Regions from separate parts of the Homo sapiens genome. Here region 1 is linked to region 2. The links are chromatin contacts, found by Hi-C or POLR2A ChIA-PET in ENCODE. All regions are on one chromosome and are shown on one strand. Each heading gives the region's core, a stretch centred on a gene start or an enhancer-like site at or near the end of the contact. The rest is flanking DNA. Distances are from core to core; before and after follow the strand shown.

Region 1 (3,658 bases), core at 882-3,381, 37 kb after region 2:
GATGGAACTGTGTTTAACCTGAACCCAAGCCCAGCATTCCCTAGACCTACCTGACCACACATCCCCATTTCTCTTTTGCAGGCTATCCATGAATCTGGTTCCACAGTTTATACTCTGGGGAACATTGCTCTAGCTCATTGCTCTAGCTCAGGATTTCTCAACCTCAGCACCATTGATCTTCTTGGTCAGACAACTCTTTGCTGTGGTGGGCTGTCCTGTGCATTGTAGGACTTTAGCAGCATTCCTGGACTCTACCCATTAGAAACCAGTAGCAGGCTGGGTGCGGTGGCTCATGCCTATAATCCCAGCACTTTGGGAGGCTGAGGCAGGCAGATCACCTGAGGTCAGGAGTTCAAGACCATCCTGGCCAACATGGTGAAACCCCGTCTCTACTGAAATACAAAAAATTAGCCGGACATGGTGGCGCGTGCCTGTAGTCCCAGCTACTTGGGAGGCTGAGGCAGGGGAGTTGCTTGAACCCGGGAGGCGGAGGTTGCAGTGAGCTGAGATCATGCCACTGCACTCCAGCCTGGTGACAGAGCAAGACTCCTTCTCAAAAAAAAAAAAAAAAAGCCAGTAGTAACTCCCTCCCACCCCAAGCTAAAATGTCTCCAGATATTGCTGTATGCCTCAAGGAGGCAAGGAGCCTGAGTTGAGTGCCTCTACTCTCTACTCTAACTCGTGCATTCTCAGTAGAGGCAATATTGCCCCCAAGATAAAACTTGGCTCTTGGAGGGAGAAAAATTTCATACTCATTTTATGTATAAAGCACAGATATACATACACTGTATAAATAGATATATGGTATGTTTGTAGCATTAAAATTTTATGAGGGAGTGTTAGGAAAAAAAGTCTCAAAAGACTCCTTGGGGCAAGTGATAATGAAAAAAAAGAAGGGGTTCCCTAACACCATTCTAGCTCAGTGTTTTAATTTCTATTTATGCCAATTCCTTAGAAAGAATGATCTTTATGGCTCTTTTAAGCTGAATCAAAGAGCTAAGCAACAGTTGAAACACAGGGAAAGCATCTGGAAGTTGCCAAAAAGCTGAGGCTATGAGAGACTTAGGGCTCATGTCAGCCCCTCGCTTATGACTGCTACCCACATCCAAAGTGAAGATCAAGACCTCAGCCAAGACCACTGCCAATGAAGCTCCGCAATCCCCAAGCAGAAGGCGCTTGGGTGAGGGGTCTTCCTGACTCAAAAGGACTTGAAGCTATGTTGCCAGGCCACTTCACACTGGTTTGAGGCCATGTCAACTATTGAATCAAAGAATGTGGTTGGCTGATGCCTTCCAAGTCACTCACAGACACATACATTTGGACAAATTTTTCTCTTCTCTCTTCTTGAATATCCTTTTTCTTGACTATCTCTGGCCTTCCTTCTCACCCTGGCCTCTCAGATCCCAGTTGTCAGGAGAACATTGCACATCTTGATTGCTGGCCCCTGCATATCCATGATGAGAAACTAGCAAACAGGTTGCTGATCCAAAATGTAGAGATCATTGCTACCGCATATGGCCAGTTAAATGGAATTTTTTTTTTTAAACTAAAAAGCGAAAAAGGAGTGGCTGATTCCTGTAATCCCAGTGCTTTAGGAAGCTGAGGTGGGAGGATTGCTTGAGGCCAGTAGTTCAAGATGAGCCTGGGCAATATAGCAAGACCCCTATCTCCCCAAAAATTAAAATTAGTCAGTCATGGTGGCTTGCACCTCTAGTCTCAGCTACTTGGGAGACTAAGGCAGGAGGATCACTTGAGCCCAGGAGTTCAAGGTTACGGTGAGCTATGATTGCACCACTGAACACCAGTCTGGGTGACAGAGTGAGACCCTGTTTCTTTAAAAAAATCTCTTTTTTAAAAACCAACAAATACATTTTTGTATTTTTAAAAAAACTAAAAATCTTTTTTAAAAAGAAAATGACTTCATTTTTTTTCTTAATCTTTTTTTGGCACATCTTCTTGGCCTTCGGTCTTGGGAAATGACTAAGAATCATTTTCTGCTTCCTACTTCTATCAAAAAACCCCACTTGAACTTAGTACAGTTGGGTGAGGGAGATAACTCGTGCTCACAGGAAGCCACGCACCCTTGAAAGGCACCGGGTCCTTCTTAGCATCGTGCTTCCTGAGCAAGCCTGGCATTGCCTCACAGACCTTCCTCAGAGCCGCTTTCAGAAAAGCAAGGTAAGCAGGGACGGGGACATTCCCAGGGTCTTGGGTCGCACACTGCTTTCTGGACCTGGCTGAGATGCTCAGGCCCCTCACGAGTCTAGGGCTTACACTTGGCACCTACCTTGCAGCCCACACACCTTCTACCTGTCCCCACACCCTCTGAGCCCTCATCTGATGGGCACTAATTTATGCAGGACTCTCTTCCTGCACACATCTGGCCTGAGTCCACATGCCCCAAATAAATAGATCATTTTCATAAAAAATATACACTTGTCTGCTTCTTGCTTCTAGCAAGACTCCCAGGCAAGAAATACCACACACGCAAGGCCTACAGAATAATTCCAGACACTTACCAGCTGTGTCTCCTGGCTTTTTGTTCTCCTGATAATTTCCTAACTCCTCAGCCTTGTTTATGCCTTTCATTTTCACTGGTAAAATGGTGGAGAAAGACTAGAATTGTTAGTCATTCAACAAACTTTTTTGGAGACTCTGTGATGTAACAGGTGTTCAGTATCTATTTGCATGAGTAAACCAAAATCTTTTTTCTTTCTTTTTTTCTTTTTCTTTTCTTTCCTTTTTATTTTTTATTTTTTTTGAGACAGGATTTCACTCTGCTGCCCAGGTTGAAGTGCAATGGTGCCATCATAGCTCACTGCGCCTTGAACTCCTGGGCTCAAGGGATCCTCCTGCCTCAGCCTCCTGAGTAGCTGGTACTATCAGCACGTACCACCACACCCAGCTAACTTTTAAAACAATTTTTTGTAGAGACAGGGTCTCCTTATGTTGCTCACGCTGGCATGGAGCTCCTTGGCTCAAGTGATCCTCCCTCCTCGGCCTCCCGACGTGCTGGGATTATAGGCGTGGGCCACTGCACACCTGGCTTCAAAAGCCCTTTCTTGAGAAACACAGTTTGGGCATTGGGTGTGTGGTGGTGGGGGTGTGGGGAGAGATCGAATGTGAATTTACTGACGAATGTGAAAAGGATTTTAACAAGGAATGTGAGGGTCCCACAAAAGCCTCAAGAAGGAAGCAAGGGAGTGGCCTTGAGTCGGAAAGCCCTTCAGCCCTGAATTGCTCTGATACACATGTCAGCATGTGATTAATTTTAAGAAGATTTCAACCTCTTTATCTGCCAATTTAGATAGGAAGTGAAGGTGGTTGGGGAGGTAGAGGTTTTATTTCTGGCTGTGATGTGTGTTTTCTAGATCCATCAGGTGAATTCCCACTCTAATAGGATTCTGTGCGTAGAATTGATTTTTACGTGCAGTTTGATGATGATCATGATCATATAAAATACACCCAATTGAGAATTGTTCAACTGATTTTGTCATCCCTGAAAGTGATTTCAGTAACCCCAGACTATGAAATATCTTTTTGAAACACATCCTCAAAGAACACCTGCTTGAAAGGGGGTTTTACGATCCTCACTTACAAATGAGAGAACTGAAGCTCCTGGCAGAGAGGTAAGAAAATTAGTGAGTGCCCAAGCTGG
Region 2 (3,477 bases), core at 384-2,883:
GTAACATAGCAAGACCCCATCTCTTCAAAAAAATGAAAAAATTAGCTGGGTGTGGTGGAACAAGCCTCTAGTTCTAGCTACTCAGGGGGCTGAGATGGGAAGATTGCCTGTGCCAGGAAGTCCAGGATACAGTGGGCTGTGATAGTGCTACTGTACTCCAGCTGGGTGACAGAGTGAGACCTTGCTTACAAAAAATTTAAAAACAATTTTTTTTTGAGATGGAGTCTTGCTCTGTGCCCAGTCTGGAGTGCAGTGGCGCGATCTTGGCTCACTGCAACCTCTGCCTCCCGGGTTCAAGCAATTCTCCTGTGTCAGCTGCCCGAGTAGCTGGGGCTACAGGCCCATCTACTTTTTGTACTTTTAGTAGAGACGGGTTTCACCATATTGGCCAGGCTGGTCTCAAACTCCTGACCTCTCGGCCTCCCAAAGTGCTGTGATTACAGGCGTGAGCCACCGTGACTGGCCAAAACAATTTTTAAATTAAAAAAAATGAGGCCAGGCACGGTGGCTCATGCCTGTAATCCTAGCACTGTGGGAGGCCGAGGCGGGTGGAACACCTGAGGTCAGGAGTTTGAGACCAGCCTGACCAACATGGAGAAACCCCATCTCTACTAAAAATACAAAATTAGCCAGGCGTGGTGGCAAATGCCTGTAATCCCAGCTACTCGGGAGGCTGAGGCAGGAGAATTGCTTGAACCCAGGAAGTAGAGGTTGCAGTGAGCCGAGATCACGCCACTGCACTCCAGCCTGGGCAACAAGAGCAAAACTCCGTCTCGGAAAAAAAAAAAAAAGAAAAGAAAAAGAAAAAGAAATGGCTTTCATATACAAGATCCAGTTTCTGTTTCTGGTAGTAAGTGCTATTCTTGCTACAGAAGTCTAAAGACAGGCCAGGCGCAGTGGCTCATGCCTGTAATCCCAGCCCTTTGGGAGGCCGAGGCAGGAGTTCAAGACCAGCCTGGCCAACATGACGAAACCCCATCTCTACTAAAAATACAAAAATTAGCTAGGCGTGGTGGCACGTGCCTGTAATCACCGCTACTCAGGAGGCTGAGGCAGGAGAATCGCTTGAACCTGGAAGGCAGAGGTTGCAGTGAGCCTAGATGGCGCCACTGGACTCCAGCCTGGGTGACAGAGTGAGACTCCATCTCAAAAAAAAAAAAAAAAAAAAAGGCTAAAGACAGTATTTTCTTTGGACTGAATTAACTGGCACTAATCTGAAAATTTTAACTTTTTACACTATGTCCTAGCCAGAGGGAGAACCTATTGTACAGGGAGATTTCAACAGCAGCATGGACCACCTTTTGCCAGATGAGGCACTGGTTATCTGTGTGGGGCTGGCACTGGGATGAGTACTTAGTGAGAATGGGGTAGAGTGGGGTGGAGACTGAAACACGGCCTCTAATCTGGACTCAGCAATCTCCTTTTGAGGTTTGGCAACTCGGTTTAGGAATGTGCCCACAACTTTAAGGTTTGTGATGGGAATGAGAAGAGAAGGGGTGAGGGACCCACCCAGAATACAGTGTTCCACGTCCCTCATGCAAAGAAGGGCTGGGCAGGTGCCAGCATGTCAAGGTTCCCAGCCAATTCTGGCAGATTCTCTGAGAGACAAGCTCTGTCGTGATTCCAGCACCACCCATTATTGCTACATCTTCCACACAACATGTCTCCTGAAAACATCTCCCTCCAGGACATTGTTCCAAAAGCAAGGCCAAGACGCAGGCAGAAGTCCACTTCTGAGGAATGAGAACGCATGCTGGAGACAGAGCAATACCCCGGTGTGTGCCTCTTGTGAGTGGGGCAATTTGCCCAGTTGAGAAACAGGCCAATTAACCACCCTTGGTATTTGAAGAGCCACTCCTTACTCATCTGGGTTCTTTTCTGCTTTAAGTATTTTTATTCTTGATCGTGCCAGACAGGCATGTGTGTTTGCACCTAAAAGGTCATTTTTATATTTGTCAGTTCTCCAGGAAACTTCTGCCACTACCAAATTCAACATGCTGTCAAACTGAACCGATCTCCTCTCTTCCTACCACTGGCTTCCCTTTGCCACCTCTTCATTCCTTCCAGGGAGGGCTTCCTCCACTGTTTCACTCTCAGACTAGAGGCTTTGGCAATGCTCCTTTACTTATTCATTAGTTCATTCGATATTCAAATACATATTCAAATACTTATTGAACATTTCTTTTTTTTTTTTTTTTTTGAGACAGAATCTTGCGCTATCACCCCGGCTGGAGTGCGGTGGCACGATCTCAGCTCACTGCAACCTCTGCCTCCTGGGTTCAAGCAATTCTTCTGCTTCAGCCTCCCAAGTAGCTAGAACTACAGGCATGTGCCACCATGCCTGGCTAGCTTTTGTATTTTTAGTAGAGACGGGGTTTCACCGTATTGGCCAGGCTGGTCTCGAACTCCTGACCTCATGATCTGCCTGCCTTGGCCTCCCAAAGTGCTGGGATTACAGGCATGGGTGACCTCGCCCAGAGAACATTTCTTTTTCTTTCTCTTTTTTTTTTTTTTTTGAGACAGAGTTTCACTCTGTTGCCCAGGCTGGAGTACAATGACGGGATCTCGGCTCACCCCAGCCTCCACCTCCCCAGTTCAAGCAATTCTCCTGCCTCAGCCTCCTGAGTAGCTGGGATTATAGGCATGTGCCACCATGCCCAGCTAATTTTGTATTTTTAGTCAAGACGGGTTTTCTCCGTTTTGGTCAGGCTGGTCTCAAACTCCCGACCTCAGGTGATTCGCCCACCTTGGCCTCCCAAAGTGCAGGGATAACAGGCATGAGCCACTGTGCCCGGCCTCTTTCTCATTTTTATTAGCAGTTATCACTAGCTTGAATTATCTTGTTTATTGATTTATCTTTTTTTTTTTTTTTGAGACAGAGTCTCACTCTGCCCAGGCTGGAGTGCAGTGGTACAATCTCTGCTCACTGCAACCTCTGCCTCCCGGGTTCAAGCAATTCTCCTGCCTCAGCCTCCCGAGTAGCTGGGATTACAGACACTTGCTGCCACGCCTGGCTAATTTTTTATTTTTAGTAGAGACAGGGTTTCACCATGTTGGCCAGGCTGGTCTTGAACTCCTGACCTCTAGTGATCCACACACCTCGGCCTCCCTGTAACCTGGGGTTACAGGTGTGAGCCACCTCGCCTGGCTTATCGTTTTTTACCTCTTCCTCATTGAGCTCATTCACTGCTGTATTCACATTGCCTAAAACAGTGTCCAGTATGGAATAAACGCTCGATACATATTTGAAGAATAAATGAACAAATCTATGTAAGATATTTGTAATTTAGTAAGCAATACAAATTTAACGAATTATGCTTTTATTTATTTATTTTATTTTTAAATTTTATGTATTTATTTATTTATTTTTTGAGACAGAGTTTTGCTCTTATTGCCCAGGCTGGAGTTCAATGGCGCCATCTCAGCTCACTGCAACCTCTGCCTCCTGGGGTCAAGAGATTTTCCTGCCTCAGCCTC

The links. Hi-C counts contacts between places; a loop is a spot of excess contacts on that map. ChIA-PET counts read pairs that join two places held with the same protein, here RNA polymerase II (POLR2A). Pooled maps may share reads with other maps.
Region 1: POLR2A ChIA-PET joins it to region 2 with 13 read pairs in Panc1. The contact joins the promoter of CCR4 here to the enhancer-like site in region 2. A Hi-C loop is called at or near these places in 1 of 37 single-sample maps with no recorded cell type and 7 of 50 pooled maps. POLR2A ChIA-PET finds 5 or more read pairs at or near these places in 4 of 52 experiments (CD4-positive, alpha-beta T cell, Panc1, activated T-cell and 1 more).

The regions. Positions count from the first base shown.
Region 1 is chr3:32,949,513-32,953,170 of GRCh38, forward strand. It overlaps CCR4 (C-C motif chemokine receptor 4), which reads left to right and starts at 2,132. Exons shown (of 2, transcript NM_005508.5): 1 at 2,132-2,178.
Region 2 is chr3:32,912,543-32,916,019 of GRCh38, forward strand. No RefSeq gene overlaps it. Among named protein-coding and RNA genes, the nearest start is that of CCR4, 37 kb to the right of the region's middle. Within about 2 kb of position 1,634, at least 8 of the 41 ENCODE cell types and tissues checked have a DNase peak (open chromatin) inside an H3K27ac peak, as active enhancers do.